3 separate regions of the Homo sapiens genome follow, and regions 2 and 3 are each linked to region 1. Evidence: chromatin loops called from intact Hi-C (ENCODE). Cell type or tissue: mammary epithelial cell. All regions are shown on one strand.

Evidence for each region. A loop is a pair of places that touch in the nucleus more often than their neighbours do. Peaks named below come from ENCODE experiments on the same cell type or tissue, not always from the same donor. Only the 100,000 strongest peaks of a DNase experiment are listed, where the experiment ranks them.
Region 2: a loop joins it to region 1, with 7 times the contacts of the local background. A loop is called at or near these places in 61 of 110 quality-filtered maps.
Region 3: it touches region 1 in a loop (19-fold over the local background); 14 of 110 quality-filtered maps call a loop at or near these places.

The regions. Positions count from the first base shown.
Region 1 is chr1:114,279,836-114,287,835 of GRCh38, forward strand. No RefSeq gene overlaps it. Among named protein-coding and RNA genes, the nearest start is that of SYT6, 130 kb to the left of the region's middle. In mammary epithelial cell, CTCF peaks have their summits at 3,171 (motif pointing left) and 6,532; a DNase peak (open chromatin) is centred at 3,156.
Region 2 is chr1:113,832,148-113,840,147 of GRCh38, forward strand. It overlaps PTPN22 (protein tyrosine phosphatase non-receptor type 22), which reads right to left. Exons shown (of 21, transcript NM_015967.8): 12 at 6,397-6,473; 13 at 5,443-6,260; 14 at 2,763-2,846; 15 at 2,162-2,292; 16 at 964-991. The region is part of intron 3 of AP4B1-AS1 (AP4B1 antisense RNA 1); the gene reads left to right. Among named protein-coding and RNA genes, the nearest start is that of AP4B1-AS1, 24 kb to the left of the region's middle. In mammary epithelial cell, a CTCF peak has its summit at 3,736 (motif pointing right); a DNase peak (open chromatin) is centred at 2,804; H3K27ac peaks cover 333 bases.
Region 3 is chr1:114,089,120-114,097,119 of GRCh38, forward strand. SYT6 (synaptotagmin 6) reads right to left here. Exons shown (of 8, transcript NM_001253772.2): 7 at 4,616-4,684; 8 at 173-2,963. The coding sequence ends at 4,667. Among named protein-coding and RNA genes, the nearest start is that of SYT6, 61 kb to the right of the region's middle. RefSeq lists an enhancer at 2,752-3,253. In mammary epithelial cell, a CTCF peak has its summit at 4,628 (motif pointing right); a DNase peak (open chromatin) is centred at 4,742; H3K27ac peaks cover 475 bases.

The DNA of each region.
Region 1 (8,000 bases):
AATACAAGGAAAAATAGACAGTCTGAATAGGCCTATATCTATTAAAGAAATTGAGTCAATAATTATTAGCCTTCCAAAACAGAAAGCATCTGGTGCAGATGGTTTTACTCATGAATTCTACCAGACATTTTAAAGGAGAAATGATACCAATTCTGAACAATCTCTTTCAGAAGATAGAAGCAGAGGGAATACTTCCTAACTCAATCTATGAGGCCAGCATCACCCTAACACCAAAACTAGATAAAGACATTGCAAAACCAGAAAACTACATATCAATATCTCTATGAATATAAATGCAAAAATCTTCAACAAAATATCAACAAATTAATTCCAACAATGTATAAAAATAATTATACACCACAACCAAGTGGGATTTATCCCAGGTATACAGGCTGGTTCAACATTCAAAAATCAATTAATGTAATCCATTGTATCAACAGGTTAAAGAAGAAAAATTACACGATCTTATCAGTAGATGTAAAAAAAGCATTTGAAAAAACCCAAACCAATTCATGATAAACCTCTCAGCAAACTAAGAATAAAGGGGAATTGCCTCAACTTGATAAAAAAAAAAATCTACAAAAAGCCCTATAGCTAACATCATACTTAACGGTGACAACTAGAAGCTTTCCAAATAAGATAAAGAACAAGGCAAGGATGTTTCCTCTCACTATTCATTTTCAACATTGTATTTGAAGTCCTAGCTAGGGCAAGGAATTGATTCACAAGTGGTGGCACGCACTTCTAGTCCCAGTTACTTGGGAGGCTGAGGCGAGAGGCTCATTTGAGCCCTGGATATTGAGGCTTCAAGGCTTCAGTGAGCTACGATGGTGCCACTGCATTCCCTCTGGGGTGATAGAGCAAGAACCTGTCTCTACCAAAAAGAAAAAGAAAAGAAAAAAGTGGGCCACAGACCTTAACAGATGCCTCACCAAAGAACACATACAGATAGCAAATAAGCATATAAAACAATGCTCCACATTATATGTTATTGGGAAATGTAAATTAAAACAATGAAATACCACTACATACCTATTACAATGGCCAAAACCCAGAACACTGACAACACTGAGCGCTGGTGAGGATGTGGAGCAAAAGGACCTCTCATTCATTGCTGGTGGGAATGGGAAATGGTACAGCCACTTTAGAAGACAGTTTCGTACAAACTAAACATAATCCTCCCATACAATCCAGCAATCATGCTTCTTGGTATTTACTTGAAGGAGTTGAAAACTTATGTCCACACAAAATCCCGCACACAGATGTAGATAGCAGCTTTATTTGCAGTTGTCAAAAGCTGTCCTTCAGTAGGTGAGTGGATAAATAGACTGTGGTACATCGAGAAAATGAAATATTATTCAAGGCTAAAAATAAATGAGCTATCAAGTCATGAAAAGACATGGGTAAATTTAAATGTATATGACTAAGTGAAAGAAGTCAATCTGAAAAGACTACACATACTGTACATTTCCAACTATATAACAGTCTGGAAAAGACAAAACTATGGAAACAGTTAAAAAAAAGTGGTTGCTAGGGGTTACAGGGAGGGAGGGATGAATAGGTGGAGCACAGATAATTTTTAGGGCTGCGAAACTATTCTCTACGATATTATAATGGTGGATACATGTCATTATGCATTTGTCCAAACCCATAGAATGTACAACACCAAGAGTAAACTCTAATGTAAACTATGAACACTAGGTGATAACGATATGACAGTGTACTCTGGTGTACTCTGTATAGGGTGTACTCTGGTGGGGGATGTTGATAATGGGGGAGGCTGTGCATGTTTCGGGGAAGAAGGTATGGGATATTTCTGAGCCTTCCTCTCAGTCTTGCTGTGAACCTAAAACTACTCTTTAAAAAACTAGTCTTAAAATTAAAAAACAGGCCAGGTGCGGTGGTTCACACCTATAATCCCAGCATTTTGGGAGGCCAAGGAGGGTGTTTTAGTCTGTTCTCGCGCTGCTGATAAAGACATACCCGAGACTGGGTAATTTATAAAGAAAAAGAGGTTTAATGGACTCACAGATCCACGTGGCTAGGGAGGCCTCACAGTCATGGCAGAAGGTGAAAGGCACATCTTATATGGCAGCAGGAAAGAGAAAATGAGAGCCAAGCAAAAGGGGAAACCCCTTATAAAACCATCAGCTCTTGTGAGACTTATTCACTACCACGAGAACAGTATGGGGGAAACCGCCCCCATGATTCAATTATCTCCCACAACACGTGGGGATTATGGAAGCTACAATTCAAGGTGAGATTTGGGTGGGGACACAGCCAAACCACATCTCGGGGGTTGCAAGAATAGCCTGAGCCCAGGAGTTTGAGACCAGCCTGGGCAACATGGCAAAACCCCATCTCTACAAAAAATTAGCCAGGTGTGGTGGCATGCGCCTGTAGTCCCAGCTACTCAGGAGGCTGAAGTGGGAGGATCACATGAGCCCAGGGAGTTGGAGGATCACCTGAGCCTGGGGAGGTGAAGGCTGCAGTGAGCTGTGATCCCACCACTGCACTCCAGCCTTGACAACAGAGCAAGGCACCATGTCAAAAAACAAAGTGTGCCCAGGTCACACACACAAAAAAAACTGCACTGCCTCTGCCAGAAAGACATCAACTGTAACAATAATCTGATGATAATGATGATAGTAACAAGTAATAAACAGGTAAATAAGGGCAGCTACAGAGAGCAGAGTGCAAGGTAGAAGTGCTTAGGCCCTAATTTAGGCAGACCTGCCTCCACCACTGACACTGTGACCTCAGGCAAGTTCCTTAACTTCTCTCAGCTGCAGAGTCCTTGTCTGCATAGGGTAATAGTGAGGATAATAGGACCCCTCTTGCAAGTTTGTTTTGAGAGTTAGAAATAATATATGTAACATGCAGGACACAATCCCTGACAAATATTAGGTATTCAATCATGATAGCTCTAAAGCCGAAGTCGTAACTCTGAACTACTTCATACTTTTAGAGTTACCTACATTTGGATAGCAAAAATTTGTTGTTGTTGTTGTTGTTGTTGTTATTGTTGTTTTTAATGGCAGATCAAACAGCTGGTTGCTAGCCAGGACGATGGGAGAGAGTTCAAAACCGAGTACTGCTGGGAGGGTTGACAGTCCCTTGCAACTAAGGCCTTGGGACTCAAATGAGTGCTGGAGCTCCCCCTGCAGGCAGAGTTGGGTGTGTGTTAGTAGGATGTGGGTACAGCGTAAATGAGCCACACAGAGCCGGCTTAAAACCCAGCATGCTTCTCTGCTTGGTTTGTGTTTTTCTATTAAAAAAATAGTATTACTTATTCAGCCAGATTTGCACAACATTTGCTAAAATTACTATATTTACTATACTTATATCACTATATTTGATTAGATGGCACATGATTTAGAACGAGTTTTTTTAAATGCCAATTCTATGAGCTAAATAGCTAGCTTTCTCATTAACCTTGGGTATTAATCAGTGCTTTTTTTTTTTTTTTTTACCCATTTCTTGGCTTATCAGAACCCAGTTTTCCATCTCTCAAAACCACTTGCATTATTTCTATGTCACAAGTATGGAACAAGCATTTATTGAACACTAACTCTGTACAAAAACATTACACTAAAAGCTCAGGAGAACACAAAGAATATGGACGGATTCCTACCCGCTAAGACCTTTTAATGTAGTTGTGAAGACAAAATATACACATATGAAATGGTGAAGTCACGAGCAAGAAAATGATGACATGTGGGCTTGTCCATGCTAGGGCGCATATTCCACACAACTCTCCACCCCATTCCCAATACTTAGCACAGTTTATGGCACAGCATAGGGACTTAACAGGCATTTAGTGAAAAACTAAATAGCATGATGATGACAGAGAACAGGGAACAAATACTGAATGACTATAAGAGAAAACCACACTTTTCTGCCTCATTTTTCTCCTTAACATTTGCAACCTTCTAACACACTGTCATTTATTTCATCATTTGTCTCCCCTCTTTAAATGTGAGTGTTCTGAGCAGAGAGTTTGCCTGTTTTATTCACTGCATATCCACAGAACATAGGTTTGTGTCTGGAACATCATGGTCACCCAATATGTGTGTGTGTGTATATATATATATACACACACACGTATATATATACACACACACACACACACGCGTATATATATACACGTATATATACATACACACACATATATATATACACGTGTACATATATTGAGTGAATGAGTGAATAAATGAATATTTCAGCCATAATTTCTTAAGTATTTATACATAAGTGATATTGAGATTCCTGAAATCTTGTGGAATTTCAGTGTCAGGATTAACCACAGGATGAAATACCAAAAATGTACCGGGTGTTTGTTACAGCTTTGTTTATAATAATGACAAATTGGAAACAATTTAAAAGAAAAGAATGGCTATATTTAATATTACACCTCTATAATGGAATCTCTATAATGGAATGGCACATCTGTATAATGGAATATCATAATTCCATTAAATATAGCAACATCAATCTATATGCTTTTGGAAAGGTTGCTTTTTTTCAGAACAATTGTGGGGGGCTAGAACAGAAAAAAGTCTGGAGGGATTTACACAGAATGTTATCACCAGGTGGCAGAATTAAGAGTGGAATTTTCATTTCCTTCTTTAAGCCTTTTCATATTGTCTGATTTTTTAAAATAATAATGATATGCATGCATTATTTTAAAATCAGAAGAAAATAAAGGTATCTTTATTTTTGAAAAGACATTGTCTGGGGCTTCTGTCTTGCAACCATGCTGGGAGTGTGGAACGACCTGCCTGGGTTCCGATGTGGTCCTGTGCTCATCACCTTCCCACACCTGCTGCCCTGCACCATTCCCAGGGGCTCCTCTGTGACATAAATTTTAGTTGACCATAACTGATCCAGCTAGTCTGGGATTATCAATTTCAGATGGTGGTCAAATTTAACAGCTAGTGGTTATTACAGAGGGCTACCTTTCCATCTTTCTTCTTGATGAAGACTGCCCTGGATTGCCAACTAAACTTTCATCAGTGATAGCCTGTGAACCATTGTCTAAAGTCCTGACAGCAAGGTTCTGTGCCCCTATCTTCCACCCCTAAGGGATCAACTAGAGAGGCCCATCACTGTGTTGATAAGAGGAGAGTTAGAGAGAAGCTTTGGCAAGGATGAGTATGTCTTGGAAGTCACAGTAATTAGGGGTTGGAGGGAAACAAACCATATTCCCCTTACCAGGGGCTGTGCTGGTAACATTAAGTGTCTTGCAGGCTTATGGTAAAAGTTCCAAACAACAACTCCTTCATGCTGGTTCTGGTTTAATTACCAACATTTGGAACTAGAGGTGAAACTAGGTATTCTCCTTTAGAGGAGAATAGTGTATAGTGTTTGCTGGTCCAGAGATCTGAGATGGTGCAGCCAGTGGGAAGGAGGAATAGCATGGACTTTTGCAGTCAAGTTATTGACTTTGAAAAAGGTCTTAAATTTTCTGAACTTAGTTCTTTCATCCACAAAATTGTGTTATTGATATATACTTTACATCATTTTAATGAATACAGGAGATTATGTAAGATTATAAAATCCTAACTAGTGCATGGCACACAGTAGGCATTAAGCAAATGTTAATTCTTCTATCAATGTCTATTATGGCTATTAAGAAAAGGGGAGAGGGACAAGATATTGAGATCCCACTAAGTGCCAGGCACTCTCCTGAATCCTGTGCTTACATCATGTTCTCACAACTCGGTATTACTGTGCAAATACCCACTGCACAGATGAGGCCCACAACAGCTAAGTGACTTGCCCAAGATCACGGCAACATGTGACAGAGCTGGTGTTCGAGTCCAAATCTGTCTGCTCCCAAATCCCATTTCTATAAACTATATTTAAGTTGTTCTACTTAGAATAAATTGTATGAGGTCCCGTTATTTTCTGGAGGGAGAAGTGCCAACCCTCTAAGTAGGTGTGGTCAAAGTCCAATTTTACATTAGCCATGAAGTTCTCTCCCATTATTCAGCTGGGGACTGAATATAAGTAAATAATGCTTGATAATAACAGTAGCTCACATTTTTTGACAACTTACTATGTATCAGGCCAAGTGCATTAGACTATAGGATTCTCATTTCATTTTCAAGAAGTCCAAGAAGTGGGCATTATTATTATCCTCATTTTACAAATGAGAAAACGGACATACAATGAAGCTAAGTAACGTGTCCAAACAGCAGAGCCCGGTTTGAGCGACTCGCCACTGAACTACCCACCACCCTGGAAAGATGCATCTTGAGGCAAGGAGCTGGTAGCCAGCCATGCAGTTCTCCCTCTGAATTCCTCTAGGAACTAAGCAGCACCTGTTCACAAGGTCCCAGGGGTGCCCATTCTCAGAGGTCTGTTCTCACTCCTCACCTTCTGAGACCCAGAGGTGGTGGTGAAAGCCCCTAACCTGTGAGGAAGAGGCTCATCCCTAGGTTTGGCCTTACAAAGACAGCAAAGGGCCAGGTCATTGGGAGCCTCTGAACTTGGGGTCAAGGCAAGCAGCAGGCTCAGAGGCCAAGGAAGGGAGCCCAGCAGGGGAGGCTGCAGGAAAAAGAATTTGATTGAGGCAAGATTTATTCACATGCTCTAAAGGAACATTTCTTAAACTTTCTGCGACCATGACTCACCAAGCAACACTGTTACATGTGGAGTAGCTATGCAGATTTTCTTCCACCAAAAGAAAAATCATTGTCAGATTAAGAAAAGACACAAACAAAAATAATACATATGGGCGACAGGAAACTTTATAAGTTAAATTTCACAACATGAAGAAAAGATTTTATAAAACTACATTTCAGTATTTTCCACTATTGTACAGTATAAAATGGTTATTTGTTATAAAATATGATTTATTTTTGCAAAGGCTCACAGCACACAGGACAGCTTTTCAGAGAACATCAGCATTCTGATAGTGTTGTTTAAGAAATGCAGCTTGTAAGTGAATAAGCAACAAGCCCTTGATCTTAGGTCTATACACACTAGCCACCTGGTTCTGATGCAGGACAGGCAAGCCCCAAAATTGGGGCTTAGCCCAAGGTTTTTGGCCCCATCCAGGAAAGAATTCAAAGGTGAGCTGGTGGTGTTAAACAGCAGCTTTTATTGAAGCAGCAGTGTATAGCAGCAGCAGCGAAGCAGGACTACCCCACAGGCAGTGTGTCCAGAGTAGCAGCTCAGAGGCAGTTCTGCCATCATTTTCGTACCCACTTTCAATTATATGCAAAGTAAGAGGCAGTTTATGCAGAAATTTCTAGGATGAGGGTAGTAGCCTCTGTGGAGTTGTCACCACAGCAAGGGGTGATAACTTTCAGGTGTTGCCATGGCAATGGTAAGCTGACATGGCATACTGGTTTTCATGTCTTATGGAGAAGTGCTTCCACACTGCACCTGTTTTAGGTAGTCCTCAATTTGGTCCTGTGTCTGAGCCCCACCTCCAGAGTCTAGTCCCACCTGCTACCTCAGTTCTGCCCAAATGACAGTGAATATTAACTTAAAGGTCCGAGACTTGTTAAAGCAGTGCTAGGTCCCTAAAACAGAGGCCTTCAATTTTTTAAAAAATCATATAACCGTAGCAGCAAAAATGTTGAACATACACTCCAATATAGTGTATTTACTTATCTATATTATTATCTTATTATATTGATGCATTTCTATTATTAGCCAATGTCTCAAGGCTTCATATACACTTAGGATGAGGTTTATCACAAATGCCAATGGAAGTAAAGGCACTGTCCCCTTGATAACTTCTAAACTTGTTTTTGTCAACATCTTGTCTGATCTGATTAGATTGTTATGGTTTCTAACCTCATGATATGTCTGACAATGAGCTTCTTTTGAATTAGGGACAGTGCCATTTTCTTGTTGTTTATTTGCATTTGCATTGTGGGTGTTATCATCACACTCCTTTCTTTGTAGAGCTCTTCTTAAGCCACTCTGTTTTGTGAGGATTTGTTTAGTTAAGACTAAATAATCCAATTTGCCCATCCTCTCAA
Region 2 (8,000 bases), 450 kb before region 1:
TTAAAGCCTATCTGACTCTAAAGCCCTTGTTTTTGTTGTCATGTTTTGTTTTGTTTTTGAGATGGAGTCTCGCTCTGTCACCCAGGCTGGTGTGCAGTGGCGCAATCTCAGCTCACTGCAACCTCCACCTCCCAGGTTCAAGCGATTCTCCTGCCTCAGCCTCCCCAGTAGCTGGGACTACAGGCACCCGCCACCACGCCCAGCTAATTTTTAGTAGAGACAGGGTTTCACCATGTTGGCCAGGATGGTCTCGATCTCTTGACCTCGTGATCCGCCAGCTTTGGCCTCCCAAAGTGCTGGGATTACAGGTGTGAGCCACTGCGCCTGGCCTGTTGTCATGTTTTTTAGAGACAGCATCTTGCTCTGTCATACAGGCTGGGTGCAGTGGTGCCATTATAGCTCACTGCAGCCTCAAATTCCTGGCAAAGCCCATGTTTTTTAACCTTTATATTATCTGTATATGTATTTGAATAATATGACAGTATGAATAAATATGTTAAGGGCAACTACCACTTGTGATAATGTAAACAAAGTACCTGGAAGTGCCCAATAAATGTTAGTTTTTGTTCTTCAATGCATGAAACAGGCAAAGCTCAGACAAGTACTGGAGAGGCAACAGCAAATTAAAGAATTAAGTGGCCAGAAATAATTTTTTGAATCACACTGTTAACAGTGGGAAAATCTCTATAGTGGAAAAGCTGCAAAGTTTTAAAAGATTCTCTCTGAAATAGTTTTTATATATTATTTCAGAGAGGTTATATATTAAGGAGCAGAATTCTAAAATCCTGTCTTCACCTTGCTCTTTACAAAATTTCTAGTCTGGGAAAGCCAGAAATAAATCAATGAATACTGGAAGCTATTATGGGAACCAAGTAACTTCCTGAAGTGAATTACTCTAAACTTAACGAACCATTCTTCCAATCTTAGGGCTAAATGTCATCTAAAGCCAAGAGAAATTTTTACCTGATTTAGGACTTCGGAGTTTTACACTCTAAAAGAAAAAAAGAAAGGAAAAGTGAAAGAAGAATATGTATACAAATTATACAAACTCAAAGCAAAAAATGGCATTTTTGAACTTATATGTAATATAGCTGTAGAGATAATTATGAAATGTAGACCCTATTTTTCCTAATTTGTAAGTGTGCTGAATTATGAAATGGCATCTTTCACTCTTACACTGATTTTTATATCCCATGGCAATTAGTCCTAAATTGATCCCCTTCTGACTTATTTCTGTCCCACCTGAAACATTTCCCTGAAAATTTAATTAGAGGTAAGTTGCGGAAATTGAAGTTACTTCATAACATTGGAAGAGTGACTGTTCTTTCCTCTGGGAGTTGTTAAAGTAAATATATGTGCCTATTATTAATGACAATAATAATTACTAGTACATTAGAATTATAATTTAAAAGGCAGAGAATATTTGCCTATCAGCATTGCAATTGTAGGTACTTTAAAATGTTTAATTATTTTTCTGATCTCTCAAATTTTAAGAGAATTGGTTCACAGACTATACAGAAATGCATAACATTTTTAGATACACTTCTATTTTTCCTCCAGAAGCAGGACACACCTACTTTCAATAATTATTTTCTATTTAATCCACAAACCCCTCCCACCCCCATCTCTGACTTTACCATCAACCACACTATTCCAAAAGGTTTATCTTAAGTAATATGCACACCTGTCATTCTCTATAACATATTATCACAGCAAACATGATATAGCCTACCAAATGACTACAGTGAACAAGCTTCCTACTTAAGTATGAAACATTTATTTTTGCCTTAACTATCCTTCAAGAATCAGCTCAAATGTTTCCTCTTTCACTAAATCTTCCTTGATCACTTCCAACCTGGAGGCATCTCCTACACTTGAAATTCTTTATCTTTCATATGACATTGATCACATTTGCTTTGTTATAATAAATATAGGCAAAAATAAAGATTTGTACACATCCTATATCTCTACTACTAGACAAGAAGCTTCTTACAGGCAAGAATTGTGTCTTATACATCCTTTTTATCCCAACATCCTCTAGCACATTGTTCTATATTTAGTATGTGCTTAGGATTTATTGAATGATGGGTGTTAAAAATACAAGGAGTAGAACTGTAGTCTATTGAATCTAAATGAGTAGAGTCATTAAAAAATTATTGACCTTGCTTGGTCTAAGTATCACAGAGTCATCAAATTTCTTTGGTTCAGATGTTCCACCCCATTCCAGTGATGTTCCAATTTTTACCTTCACAGCTGAGGATAAGGATTTGGGAACATTTGGTGAGAATTCTCCTGGAAGAAAGTGAATATAGTTCGGTTCTTAAGAATAGTATTCTTTTAGACATCAAATGTTGCTCAGCAAATAATACATAAAACATTGAAAGGACCTGAGAAGTAATCTAGTTAATTCACACTTCATTTTATTTTTTGAGACAGGGTCTTGCTCTGTCACCCAGACTGGAGTGCAGTGGCACAATCATGGCTTACTGCAGCCCCCAACTCCTGGGCTCAAGTGATCCTCTCACCTCCACCATCCAAATAGTTGGGACTACACATGCATGCTGCTATTGCTCTGCTAAATTAAAAAAAAAAAATTAGAGATGAGGTCTCACTATGTTGCGCAGGCTAGTCTTGAACTCCTGGCCTCAATGAACTCCTCAAACTCAAGGCTCACACATCAGCTTCCCAAAGTGCTGGAATTAAAGGCATGAGCCACCATGCCCATCCCACACTTTATTTTATACTTACTGAACTGTACTCACCAGCTTCCTCAACCACAATAAATGATTCAGGTGTCCATACAGGAAGTGGAGGGGGGATTTCATCATCTATCCTTGGAGCAGTTGCTATCCAAAATGTCAAAAATATTGTAACAATTGTTAATTAGAACAATCCAAAGGAAATTCTTATATTCTAATATTAAATATAAATTTACCATAATTTATATTTAAATTCCGTTGAAGCAACATTATCAGTAAAGTTGACACTTGTTCATTCAAGGAAAAAGCAAAATAAATTCTCTTAAGGTACAAACCCAGGAGGTTTTTGCTTATTCTTTAACATTTATTGTTTTAAAAGCTCAAAAGTAGGGCTGGGCGCGGTGGCTCACGCCTGTAATCCCAGCACTTTCGGAGGCCGAGGCGGGCAGATCACAAGGTCAGGAGATCGAAACCATCCTGGCTAACGTGGTGAAACCGTGTCTCTACTAAAAACACAAAACATTAGCCGGGCGTGGTGGCGGGCCCCTGTAGTCCCAGCTACTCGGGAGGCTGAGGTGGGAGAATGGCGTGAACCCGGAAGGCAGAGCTTGCAGTGAGCCGAGATTGCACCACTGCATTCCAGCCTGGGTGGCAGCAGGACACTCCGTCTCAAAAAATAATAATAATAATAAATAAATAAAAGCTCAAAAACATTTTGATTGAGTCACGGTGTATCAGTTAACATAAAATATTATATTAATTTTGGAAGCTTTGAATTAACTTTTACATAACTCCTTTTGTTTTACATAGACTATATAATAAAACATTATAAAGTGCTTTGACGTGTAAAAGGTTCAGTTATACATTAGGTAAAATCATAAAGATTTCAGTATCTCTTCATTCTATACAAAATTCAAGAATATGGGTATTTTTCCATTTTACAAAACAACAGTATAGGATAGTCTTCTGTATTTCTATACAAACATTCAGTTTTTATTAAACATTTTAAATGGTATTACAAGAAACTGCCACCAGATGGCACATGACGATATTGTTACAATCCCTGAAAATAAGGGTATGTTTTTATTAATTAATTTTTTTTTGAGACGGAGTCTCGCTCTGTTTTTTAATGATGCAGATGCTCAGAGAAGTTTAAGGTATAAGAAAAGAAAATACATTTAAATGTTTAAAAATGTATAAAATAATCTAATCACAGAAGGAACATCTTAGATCCAGATAAGATATTTTTGCAACAAAGCTACAAATGATCTACACAACTATTTATTAAGAAACTCTACAATAAATAATGTTATAGAGCAAAAGTTTTCTCCACCTCCTATCTATGTAGAATGTGCTTTACAAATTATTTGATGATATACCTAAGGGAGTTAAACTTGTTCATTGCTTTCCCTCATCATCTTCCACATCAAATTATTGTCATCATCTCTAACAGGGTGCTCATTTCTACTTTCAAACTAATCAGTAAAACAGAACAATATGCATTATATGCAAAAATACAGAATTATAAAAGAGACAAAACATGAAAGTAAAGGTATACATATGATAAAATTTTTACACAAAATACTAAACATGTATTGTCATCTACGAGATTACTACAAAAGAGCAAGAAATCAGGTTCTCCCCTTCCAAATCCTGCAGGAAGATAATTCAATTTTTAGCAATATGTTCAACTCATTTTAGCCACATAATTGTGCAACAAAAAATCTGGGTGCTATTGATCAAATTTTTTTCTGCTCTTCCTTTGGAAGCTGCTTCTATATGTTAAGAGTAAATTCTGAAGCTAGGTGTGGTGGCTTGCACCTGTAATCCCAGCACTTTGGGAGGCCAAGGTGGGAGGATTGCTTGAGGCCAGATTTTCAAGACCAGGCTGGGCAACATAGCAAGACCCCATTTCTAAAAAAAAAAAAAATTAGCCAGGCATGGTGGCGTGTCCCTGTGGTCCCAGCTACTTGGGAGGCTGAGGTGGGAGGATTGGTTGAGCCCAGGACATCAAGGCTGCAATGAGCAATGTCCACACCACTGCACTCCAGCATGGGCAACATAGTGAGATTCTGTTTCAAAAAATATTTTTAAAAAACAGTATATTGTGAGCCTTTGATATACATTTCTAGAAATGAGGCGTGCCTTCTTTAGAAGCACTCCTGCTGGTACAGATCCTGTACCAGATCTTGATTGCCTCCATTGTTGCCTGTTTCATGGAATATTATGTTTGATGTTGCTATTTTCAACTTATTACAGCATTAAAACACTCCTGGAATGTATTTATTTGAGGAGTAGCAGGAAGAAGAAAGAGAAGGAAGCAGGCTAGGCGTGGTGGCTCATGCCTGTAATCTCAGCACTTTGGGAGGCCGAGGCAGGCAGATCACGAAGTCAAGAGATCAAGACCATCCTGGCCAACATGGTGAAACTCCATCTCTGCTAAAAATACAAAAATTAGCCGGGCGTGGTGGCGCGCGCCTGTAATCCCAGCTACTCAGGAGGCTGAGGCAGGAGAATTGCTTGAACTCTGGAGGCGGAAGTTGCATTGAGCCAAGATTGCACCACTGCACTCCAGCCTGGGTGACAGAGCGAGACTCCATCTCAAAAAAAAAAAAGAAAAAAAAGAGAAAAAAGAAAGAAAGAGAAGAAGCAGAGGAGAAGAGGGAAGAGGAGAAGAAACCAACTATTCTATAGAAACAAAATGAAATCTAAAATTCTATGCAAACTTTAAAAAATAACTTACCTAGTACAGCTGACTCCTGGTTCAATAGTGAGGAAATATTGGTTGGAGAATTCAGTGATAAAGAATCATGTGAATTGTAATAAGAGAAGAGGGATGTAGAGGATGTTGGCAACAGAGAAGAAGGAAAAACAGTTCCATCTTGCTTCTCAGGTAAATCAAGAGACATCTTAGAACTGGTACCACTTGGAGGCCATGATGAAAAATAAGGATTTTCCACTAAAGGTATGTAAGAATATACACCAAGAGCACTAGAGTCATGGTGCTTTACATTAGAGGCATTACGTATTTGGTGTTTAGAGTCATATGGCAGTGAATAATTCAGTTCTGCTGAAGAAACATGCATTACTTTTTGAGCCTGCATCTCTACAAAACAAGAATCATGTGGTTGAGATTCCAAATAAGAAAAGTTTTCCTTGCTGTCCACCTCCTTGGTTTCTCTCTGCTGTATCAATTCAAAAGGAGTTGATTTGGTCCGTGTTATTGGCACCTTTGAATTAAAATATCTTCCTGCTGCATTTACAGGTTTAGAATTAGAACATCCCTCAAACAAAAGAGAGCCCAAATCCAAACTTTGATGCTTCTGAAGAGGCTCCCCAACTATTGGAAATGCCTTTGTCTGCCATTTCATGGTTGTGTCAGCATTTTTGTCAAAACTGTAATTTAGCTCCAGAAAGTCAAAAGAAGTGCTTGATTTAGCAGGGTGCAAAACTAGCTCTTCTTTTGCACTTATTTCAGAAGTCCTAAAGTCAAAGGAAGAAGATTCTTTGATTTCCATTTTTGTCCTTTGTTGGTTCATCATTTTTGCTGCTTTTGTGGTACTAAAACAAAAAGAAAGCGTAATGATGACACCATACCCCAAACAGGCCGCTTCCTAGCATCACAATGATGTATAAGCATGAGATTCATCTCCCAGACACAATTAGTCAACATTTAGATATATAAAATTGTACTCACCTTTTTGGTAAATTAGGAGAATAAGAGTCTGCTTGGAGAGTGTGATTTTTCTCAGGAATACAATGCTTTGCTTGACTCTTTAAAAGAAATAAGTCAGAGGCTGGTTTTCAGTGAAGCAATGTCAATAAGATATTTTAATATTTAGAAGGCTGAAAAGTAATTTTTCAGGAAATAAAAAGATTTAAAATAATTCATGAAAGAGTTAGATTAGCTTCCAAAATATTGAACTCAGCAAGAACTCGTTCATATACTGAGATGGCCAGAATAAAGGATTAATAGTATTATAGAAACTAGAAAGGATTTGTGTATATCATCATCTTTTCAAATGTGGGAGTTTTAAAAATGTTCTTTGGTGGGTAACTTTAGTCTCAAAAACACTCTGCCTTTAGAAATTTCAGCATCTCAGCCCTTTACAGGTACTTATTAGGTCTCTGGACCTATTTCATCTTGTTCTACTCTTTTCCTCCTCACTATGCTCTAGGTATACTGGTTTTCTTGCCATTACTTTAGCATGCCAAACTTATTTCCAAGTCAAGGCTTTTACACTTACTATTCCCCCTGATTAATATATTTTTGCTCCAAATTTTGCATGGCTGGCTCCTTCTAAGTAATTAGATCTCTGCTTAACTGTCATCTGCATAAGGAAACCTTCCCTGACCACCCAACCTAAAATCACATTTCTTCCCCTGTCCAGCCATGCTCAATCTTCTTCTTTTTTAAGAGACAGGGCCTCGCTGTATTGCCCAGTCTGGCCTCAAACTTCTGGGCTCAAGCAGTCCTCCTACCTCAGCCTCCCAAGTAGCTGGGACACTACAGGTGTGTACCACAGTGCCTGGCCTCAATCTTTTTTTTTTTTTTTGAATTAAGTTAGGGTCTTATTCTGTTACCCAGGCTGGAGTGCAGTGGCACAAACATGGCTCACTGCGGTGTTGACCTCCTGGGTTCAAGTCCTCCTCTCACCTCAGCTTCCCAATCCTTATTTTTTATAGCAATTATCATATTATGAAATATGTTATTGTGGTTCATAGAATCTTAAAATATAATTGATTATAAAATATATCTTCATTTCAGAGATGTTAAAATCCATTTTGAACATCTCAGTTGATGCAGAAAAAGCGTTTGACAAAATTCATGTTAAAATCACTTAACAAAATAGGAATATAAGGAAATGTTCTCAACATGATAGAGGCCATATATGAAAACCCATAACTAACATCATATTCATACATGAAAGACTTAAACTTTCCCCTAAGATCAAAAACAAGACAAGAATGCCAACTTTTACCACTTCTATTCAACATAGTACTAAAGTTCTAGCCAAAGTAATTTTTTTAATTAATTTTGTTCTTAGGCAAGAAAAAAAAAAGCATTCAAATTGGAAAAAAAGGCTGCGCACAGTGGCTCACGCCTGTAATCCCAGCACTTTGGGAGGCCAAGGTGAGTGGATCCCTTGAGGTCAGGAGTTTGAAACCAGCCTGGCCAACATGGTGAAAGCCCGTCTCTATTAAAAATATAAAAATTAGCCGGGCATGTGGTGCACACCTGTAATCCCACCTATTCGGGAGGCTGAAGCAGGAGACTTGCTTGAGCCCAGGAGGCGGAGG
Region 3 (8,000 bases), 190 kb before region 1:
AGGTACACAGGTATTCCTTGGACAGAACAAAAAACAAACAAGCCGTTCTGCTCTACCTCTGATAGAAGGGAAGTGGTTATCCATGTGAAGCAAAGATTGAGAAGAAAAGCTTTGAGATGTCCTGTGCGTGTGTTGACTGCTAAACCCCAGGAACATAAAATGACAAGAGAAATGGGCAAGAGACAGAGATTTAATTGAATAAAAACTCCAGGCTGTGACACGGGTGGGAAGACACAAACGAGTAATTAACAACATAATATTTTAAATGACAGTGCAATTAATTAACGTCCTGGGTAAGCGCAGAGGGGGAGGAGGGCGTCTTTCAGCCCGGAAACACTGCTAAATAAAGGAGAAGGGAACTTTTCATGTTTTTTAAAAAAACCTATGTGCAAATGGCCCTGGTTATCACAACTTCATCAAAGCTCACAGCAACAACCCGAGAGGTTTCTCCGGCCAGAGAAAGCCAACAAATGGATCAACTTTGTATTTCATTTTCTTCTTCTCTGTGAGGGAAGAGATACTGGGCTAGATAATGAAGTTGGCAGATGTTCAGGTTTCATTCATGATTCAGGCTGAGGAGTAGTCTACCTTGAGGGTGCTGGGGATGAGGCTGCAGGAGATAAAAGCCTCCCTGGGGTGGGCTCCCAAGCCTGTAGGAATTGACCCAGACTGCTAGAGCAGCAGCGGTTGCAGTTGGCCAGGGTGGTGTGGGGCTGGCTAGAATCTGTTCAGGACATGATTTTCTGAAACCACTGGGATGTTCACTCATGGGAGATAGCTGCTTGGATATAAGAGGAATGTCTCAGATGAGCAATACTATTGTGATTCACATTGATCACACTCCCTTCTCCAAGAGGTTAGAATGGGTTATACTCACCTGCCTAAGGGTTTAACGATGACAGCTGGACATGAATTTTGAGTTCACTTCCAGAAGGACCTTCTCACACTAATTTCTGGACTCCTTATGACCCAGGGAACTCAGTTGTCTCCTTTGTAATGGCAAGGCCTTCAGCATCTGTTCACTGACGGAAACGACTATCTTGATGGGGTCAGTCTAGAGTCAGAATCATAATGAAGTCTGTCACCTGCCAGGAATCTTGTCATGACCTTGGGTTTTTTCTCACTCTCAGGAGAACACCCAAATGTAGGACTACCAGACTAGGAAGGCCTGTCAATGACAAGATATCTGGGGAGAAAAGTCATCTTTACACATGAGTCCCTAGCCTAAGGCTCAGTACAGGGTGGAGTTTAGGTTTATCTACATTTACTTTTCTAAGCAGAAAATTCCTTTTGCCACAATATCCTGTTAACTCATGCCCAACCTGGTCATTTTTAGGGCTAGAAGATACTATGCAGCGTTCTATCAGCAGAGAAATCTGACAACTTGGTTTAAAATGAGGGATACTTTATTGGTCGCTGCTCCTCTACCATGTAGCATATATAAAGAATAAGACACAGGTGTGTGAACAGATTTTCTGTTCTTGATTTTCCACTGTTAAAAGAAGGGGTTCTTCAGCAGACTTGCCTCTTGCAAGTAGTACACACAGCTCAGGAAACTGGCACTGTGTCGCCACAAGTCGAAGTAGAAACTCACCTCCATGCGCTTACTGGGGTTATACAAACTGAGATTGAGCAAATCAACCTGGTTTTAGGGGTTGGTGGGAAGACCACTATTAACTCAACAGAAATGTGCTATTACAACACAGAATAGTTCAAACAATTTTTTTTTTCCTAAACTGAGTTTGGCCTAAGGTAAAGATCTAAAGGAAACAAGAAACCCTCACAACCACTGAAACAAACAACACTGAAGTACTTAGTAATTTATAGAACTAAAGTTTAAGATGAATATTGTCAAAGAGCCAAAGGGGCTGAAATAGGCTTACGCTGACTCGGTTTCAATCAAAAACATACTCTTCATAGAAAGATGGACTCAAACTGCTATTTGGATTTCAAAACTCCCCATTTGGAAAAGAACATTTAATCTAGGTTTTTCTTTAATCTGTTTAGGCATTTTAAACAGCAGCTTGATACTTCATGGAATTATAAAGCTATGTATAATGCAGAAATCATTCCAGAACATATGTTTCTCTCTTACTTTACAATCAAGATTATTTCTGAGGACAAAGATCCTGTTTTCAAACAAATGTGATCATTAACTGTGGCGCATCAGAAAACATATGGCGTGTTTAGTTTCGGCTGAACTGAATCATTCCTAAAGAAAGTGACTAAGTTCCCATGAGGAATCAAGACGTTTTCAATTCATGGGGAAAGCCAGCGAGGAAGGGGAGCGAGGAACCCTGCACATCAGCTGAAGGCTCACAAGCGCCTCAGAGGTCTTGTGATTTCAACACGGGACTGAGGGTCCCAGCGTGGTTTATGTCCTGCCAGCGAAGAGCTTCAAAGACTAGTAATTCACCTCACAAAGGCTCTTCCATGGATTCACCCCATTCCTGCAGGGCACTGAAAATGCAGCCGCAGTCCCACCACGCCTCCTCCTTTTCCAGGGTTGTGGAGCTTGCTGGAGACGCAGCATTTCAGAAACTCAATCCACCTCTTTCCAAAAAACTGTACCTTGTATTTTCTAGAACCAACTTCTGGGCTTTCCACCCTTTGTCTTTTCCTACTCTTTTTTTTTTTCCCTTTTCTTACCAGCAGACCCATAAAAAGTGAAAAACCACAAAAACATCACCTTGGGAGACACAAAAGACTAAGACAGATCTGACCACATGACAAGTGTCTCAGCTTTGACCTACACAGGAGCAGGTAAGACTCTGGAGTGACGGACGGCTGCCGCTGCTGCCGCCACTGCGACTGCACAACACTGTTTAGACGGTTGAACAAGTGCAAAGAGAACATTGCTGAGTCCCATTTGTGTTATTTGGCTGCACATCTCATGGTGTTGGAGGTGGTTTCGGAGATGGGCACGAGCTCTCACTGTCGAAGCTAGCAGCTCGGCCCTGCCACTGCAAAGAGGAGAACAATCTGTTTATTAATTGCTAAAGGAATTTACATTTCAACTTGCAAAACTGAACTGGCCCAATGCACTGAATTCACCTTTCCTAGCTTCTCATAAGCTTTCTTGAATTTTGCTGTCAGCCATGCAAAAACATAAGGGAAACAGCTTAGAGCTTCTAGTTTGGAATACCTGATTTTCAAAAAGACCTACTGCAGAGATAATTAAAGCTTTCTTAACTCTCTCTCTCTCTCTCTCTCTCTCTCTGTGTGTGTGTGTGTGTGTGTGTGTGTGTGAGAATGAGGTGCTCTGACTGGGCCATTTCTGTGTGCTTCAGCCATTTTTCACACTGAAAATCATATTATGTTAGCAGCGAAAGAGGCAGTGTGCAGAATATGTCCTTACTGCCAAGAACCCATGGTCATGCATTATTAGCAATTTGTCTGGGAGCTGACAGTACAGCTAAAAATCTGATACTGCTTTAGCTTTGAGCTGTCTCCTTTGTTTTTCATTCTTCCTATGGGCATTTGCACCTGACTTGTGGAGAGGTAGAGGTGTGAGCAGACCCTTCTGGGCTTCTGCAACCCCTTTCTCCTCCCCAGTTCTCCTAGGTCACAGACTGCCTCCTATCAGCCTGACTCTAACCCTTCTGTGAAAGGGGTGATGTAATGAGGCGTAATGGAGTGAAGGACAGGGCTGAGGCTGGGTGGACTTGAACCATTCAATCCTTCTTTAACCAGTCATCGCTGCAGCAGTCATAACCCCAGCAATATTTACTGAGCAAAGATCTGACCCCATGAATATTCTTGACCTGCCTGGGGGCTTTATGTTAATAACTTCAAAGTGAGTCAGTGTCCACTGCTCACCCATCCTTGGAGTGGGCTGAAGAGACCCAGTACTGTCCTGGGTGTCTGCAGGACAGAGCTCCAGAGTTAAGAGGTAGGTAGGTGGTCAAGATGGCCTTCCTGACCTGGAAGTGCAGCCCCTTCTGCTTCTCATGAGCGTTGAGGGTCTCCACTATGGAGTGAGGGGGCTGAGTAGAAGCTGCTACTATGCATCATGCATACATGGAGGTTTGGGGTCGGGGGAGGATGTGGTTCTCCCTCAATACAGCCATTCCTAGAAGGGCCGAGCCACCTGAGGAATAGATCACTTTCTATCCAGCATCACCTGCGGAGTAGATGGGAAACCCATGAAGTTCAGGAAGGACCCAGACCTACTAAACTACCTTAATGCTTTCAATTCTAAGGAAAGCTTCTGTTACCCTTCTCTGGGCTCGGTTCTTCATGGGCTTCTTAGGACTCCCTGTTCAGGCCAGCTGAAGATCTTTATGACTAACCAAAGGCCAGACAATCAGGTACCGATGACCACCATTATGTGACCTAGACCTAAGCAATCTTAGCATGTCAGCACTGGAGGCAGGCTTGGAAGCTGATCCAGTCTAACCTTCTTGTTCTCGCAAATAAGAAAACAAAGACAGAGAAGTCAAGACACAGCTAGCTAGGGGCAGAGCCAGAACCCGAAACCAGGTCTCCTAACACCCAACCAAGTGTTCTTTCCACTCCATCCTGCTGCTATCTCAGCATCTGGCCACACTAGGGGAAGAAGGAGACAAAAGGTAATAAGCAACCTAACGTCTTTGGGTCCACACCAGGTACTTACTCCTAACTCCAGGTGGCAGTCTCTCTGCTTGCAGCATCCACGTGAATGAAATCACAACCGAGGGTTTCCCTGGTGAAATATTTTAGATAAATAAATGCCTGGTTGTTGAGGCCACTGTGGCTTCTGACTCAAGTGTTTCTTAACCAGAAGGTGACAACACATGATTACTAATGCTCTTATTTAACAGACCTTCATTTTAGGAGTTCTACTTTTCTGTTACAACCTTTACTGTTGGTGAAAGGTACATTATAATCACTGGCTTCTTCCCTGAGTAAGCATGCCACTTAAACAACCTGACTGATAGGCCAGGTCAGAGGAGAAAACATAAAAGGACTACACAGAGTGTCTTTCTTCCTTTATGTAACAGCCCAAAGAGTAGTAGCAGGGAGCATAACTGTTTATCTAGAACAAATGAAGAAGGAACACTGGCTCCCCTGCTAGTCTGAGTTTTCCTATGAAGATAAACAAAGGGAGGAGATGGGGTTTGTGGACAATGGAAAGGCGAATGATTCCAGGAGGCTTACAGTGGCTCTGAAATGGCAGCATACCTGTCCCCAGCACACAGGGAGATTATTGTTTCAGAATGCCTGTGTTCCAGTAAGGTCTTTTGTTGCTCTGAAATGGGTCACGTTCCAACAGAGATTTAACATCTCTGGCAGATGATCTGAACCCGGCCCCCGTAATAAAATGCCTTGGAGAAGAGCGCTGGTCAACTCTGTGTGTGGTAACAATGATGACACATGGCTCTGGGCTGAGAGGGAAGGGGGCTGGTGCTGCAGCTGGGAAAGGCCACTTGTGATGGCTCAATGAATTTTTATTTATGAAAGAATCCCAGCAGGGAAAGACACCTTTTCAGTTAATTTGTTCCCCTCAGCCTTATTTTGAGCCCCAAACAAGTGAGCAAGTATAATGCCCTCTGTTCTCATTAATAAAAAAGAAATGATCACAGCACTTGAAAATCCCTTAAGAAAGGTTCAAGATAAATACAGAGGGCTTTGCGGATATGATGCCATTTATCTTCCCAGGAGCTGGAGGAGATTTCTTTATGATTATACAAATGGGAGATACAAGTTTCAGGAGCAAAGTTCTTGCTCAATATCCAGAACGGGAACGAAAAGAAGGCAGGATGTGAGCTCTGAGGATGAGCGGGAGGATTGCCTCCAAGCACAATGCATCGCGTGGACACAAGGTGCTTACTTAATGTCAGCCCTGTGGGGGTTTACATGCATTTTAATAAAGATATTTAAACTGTGGGCGCTAAATGTGTCAGTGACAATTTTAAATAAACGTGAACTATGGAAATCCCAGGTTGCTGAGACGAGTGTCATTTTTAGCTTCTTGATATAGAGAATGATCAGCTGAGCAGAAAATGGCAGGATCGTGCGTGGGGGAGGGGGCATTCCTGGGAGCTTGGCCTGCAAGGTCAGGAAAAAAGTAAACCCAAAGGATATCAATTTATTCTCTTTTTGTTTTCCATATACTGTTACTTTCCCATTACTGTCTCATCAAATATTCATTTTCAAGGGCTTGATTCTATTTTATCTTTCTTTTGTAGTCTGAACCAGTGAGTTAGAGTTCTCAAAGAAACAGGGACTTGGAATCAATTATTTGGCTTAATTAGGTTATATTCATCATGAAGGAGAGTGATTCTGGGGCCAAGTCCTGGCCCATCTGTGGTACTCAACACCCCACCCCCAGCTGTAGCCGCTGCTCTGTCACTTTCCATTTTCCACAGGCAGGCCCAGCCTGGTAACAGGGATGGGTTATTGCGGATTGAAGATTAGAAAGGCAGTCACAGCACAAGATGGGGGCTCACGGGCCCAGCCATTGCTTAGGGTCAGAGTTTCCTAGAAAAGCAAAGATGGGAAGGGCTTATCCCCTCATTTTACCAAGGAACCCAAAGACCAGAGTGGGGCAGTGAGTTTTCTTTTCTTTTTTTTTTTTGAGATGGAGTCTCGCTCTGTTGTCCAGGCTGGAGTGCAGTGGTGCGATCTCAGCTCACTGCAAGCTCCGCCTCCCGGGTTCACGCCATTCTCCTGCCTCAGCCTCCAGAGTAGCTGGGACTACAGGTGCCCGCTACCACACCTGGCTAATTTTTTGTATTTTTAGTAGAGACGGGGTTTCACCGTGTTAGCCAGGACGGTCTCAATCTCCTGACCTCATGATCCATCCACCTCGGCCTCCCAAAGTGCTGGGATTACAGGCATGAGCCACTATGCCTGGCTGGGCAGTGAGTTTTCTAAGGCCCTACAGCCGACCAGAGGCCTCTTAGCTCTCATTCCATGCCCTCCCCCTAAGCCACCCTAAACAGTTTAGTATACTTGTTCTATTCTTAAATATCTCCAAAGGAAGATAAGTGGGGGAGGAGGGGTGGTGGGGTGGATGGGGCTGTCATGACCTCTCCCTGGGTTGAACCAACACAGCCTTCAGTGAGGTGCTGGATGCTGTCTGCAGGTTGTCTAGCGTTCTGCCCAGCAGTGCCTCCTGTATTGTGGGCTCCTCACCCACACTCTGCAGAAAGGTCTTTCTGGAAAAGAGGGGCAGGGGCTCCCCTGGGGGAGCTGAGAGATGAGGGACTGGCCTCACTCATTAAAGCTCCACAGCTATGGGACAATCAAGGCACCCACAAGACAGAAATATGAAGCCTCAACTGCCAGAAACTTTGCTTCTTTTTATCTCTTGATGCTGCCCCAAAGGTCACAGGGCAGGAGCTGCACAGAGCACATGCTGCCTGTCTAGGGAGGTGATTCAATTAGCCTGTCCTCCATCCCCCAACAACTGAGGTCCTTATCACCTATGTTTCCATGGGTCCAATCCCCTTGGCTCTCAGGCTCTCCTGAGACACCTCAGCCTGCCAGAAACAGGTGGAAATGGGCTTGTCCTCCATGAGAGGGCAGGGAGCCGGCAGGTTCTATGGGTTTGCAGACCTGACTTCTCTGCATCATAGAGTGTGGGGAGGGGATGACTCTGTTTTGAAGGTGACTCCAATTTTAAGCCGAGGGGCCATGCAGTGAAAGGGATAAAGCTTTATTTTGTATTAGTAGAATTTCCAATTTATACAGCTCTCTAGACTTGTTAGGTTTGAAGCCTGTTAAGATGACAGAATATTCATCCAGCTTTCTAGGATACAGACCGAGGTATGAGATATTGTGAGTGAGGTTTAAGCCTTGTTTGGTCACCCACACTTCCAATCCATTTGAGAAAAAGCAGGCCTGGGGACCACCACGGTGATAGAATACAGGATCCTAAGTCGGTGGGATTCAGCGGAGGGTGGAGAAGTTTGCAGATATTACTCAAAGGGATATTTTCTTTGCAGTTGAGGGAGAAGTGACAGGGTCAAGATTATACAGCAAGTCAGGAGGGGCCAAGATTGCAGCCCAAGTCT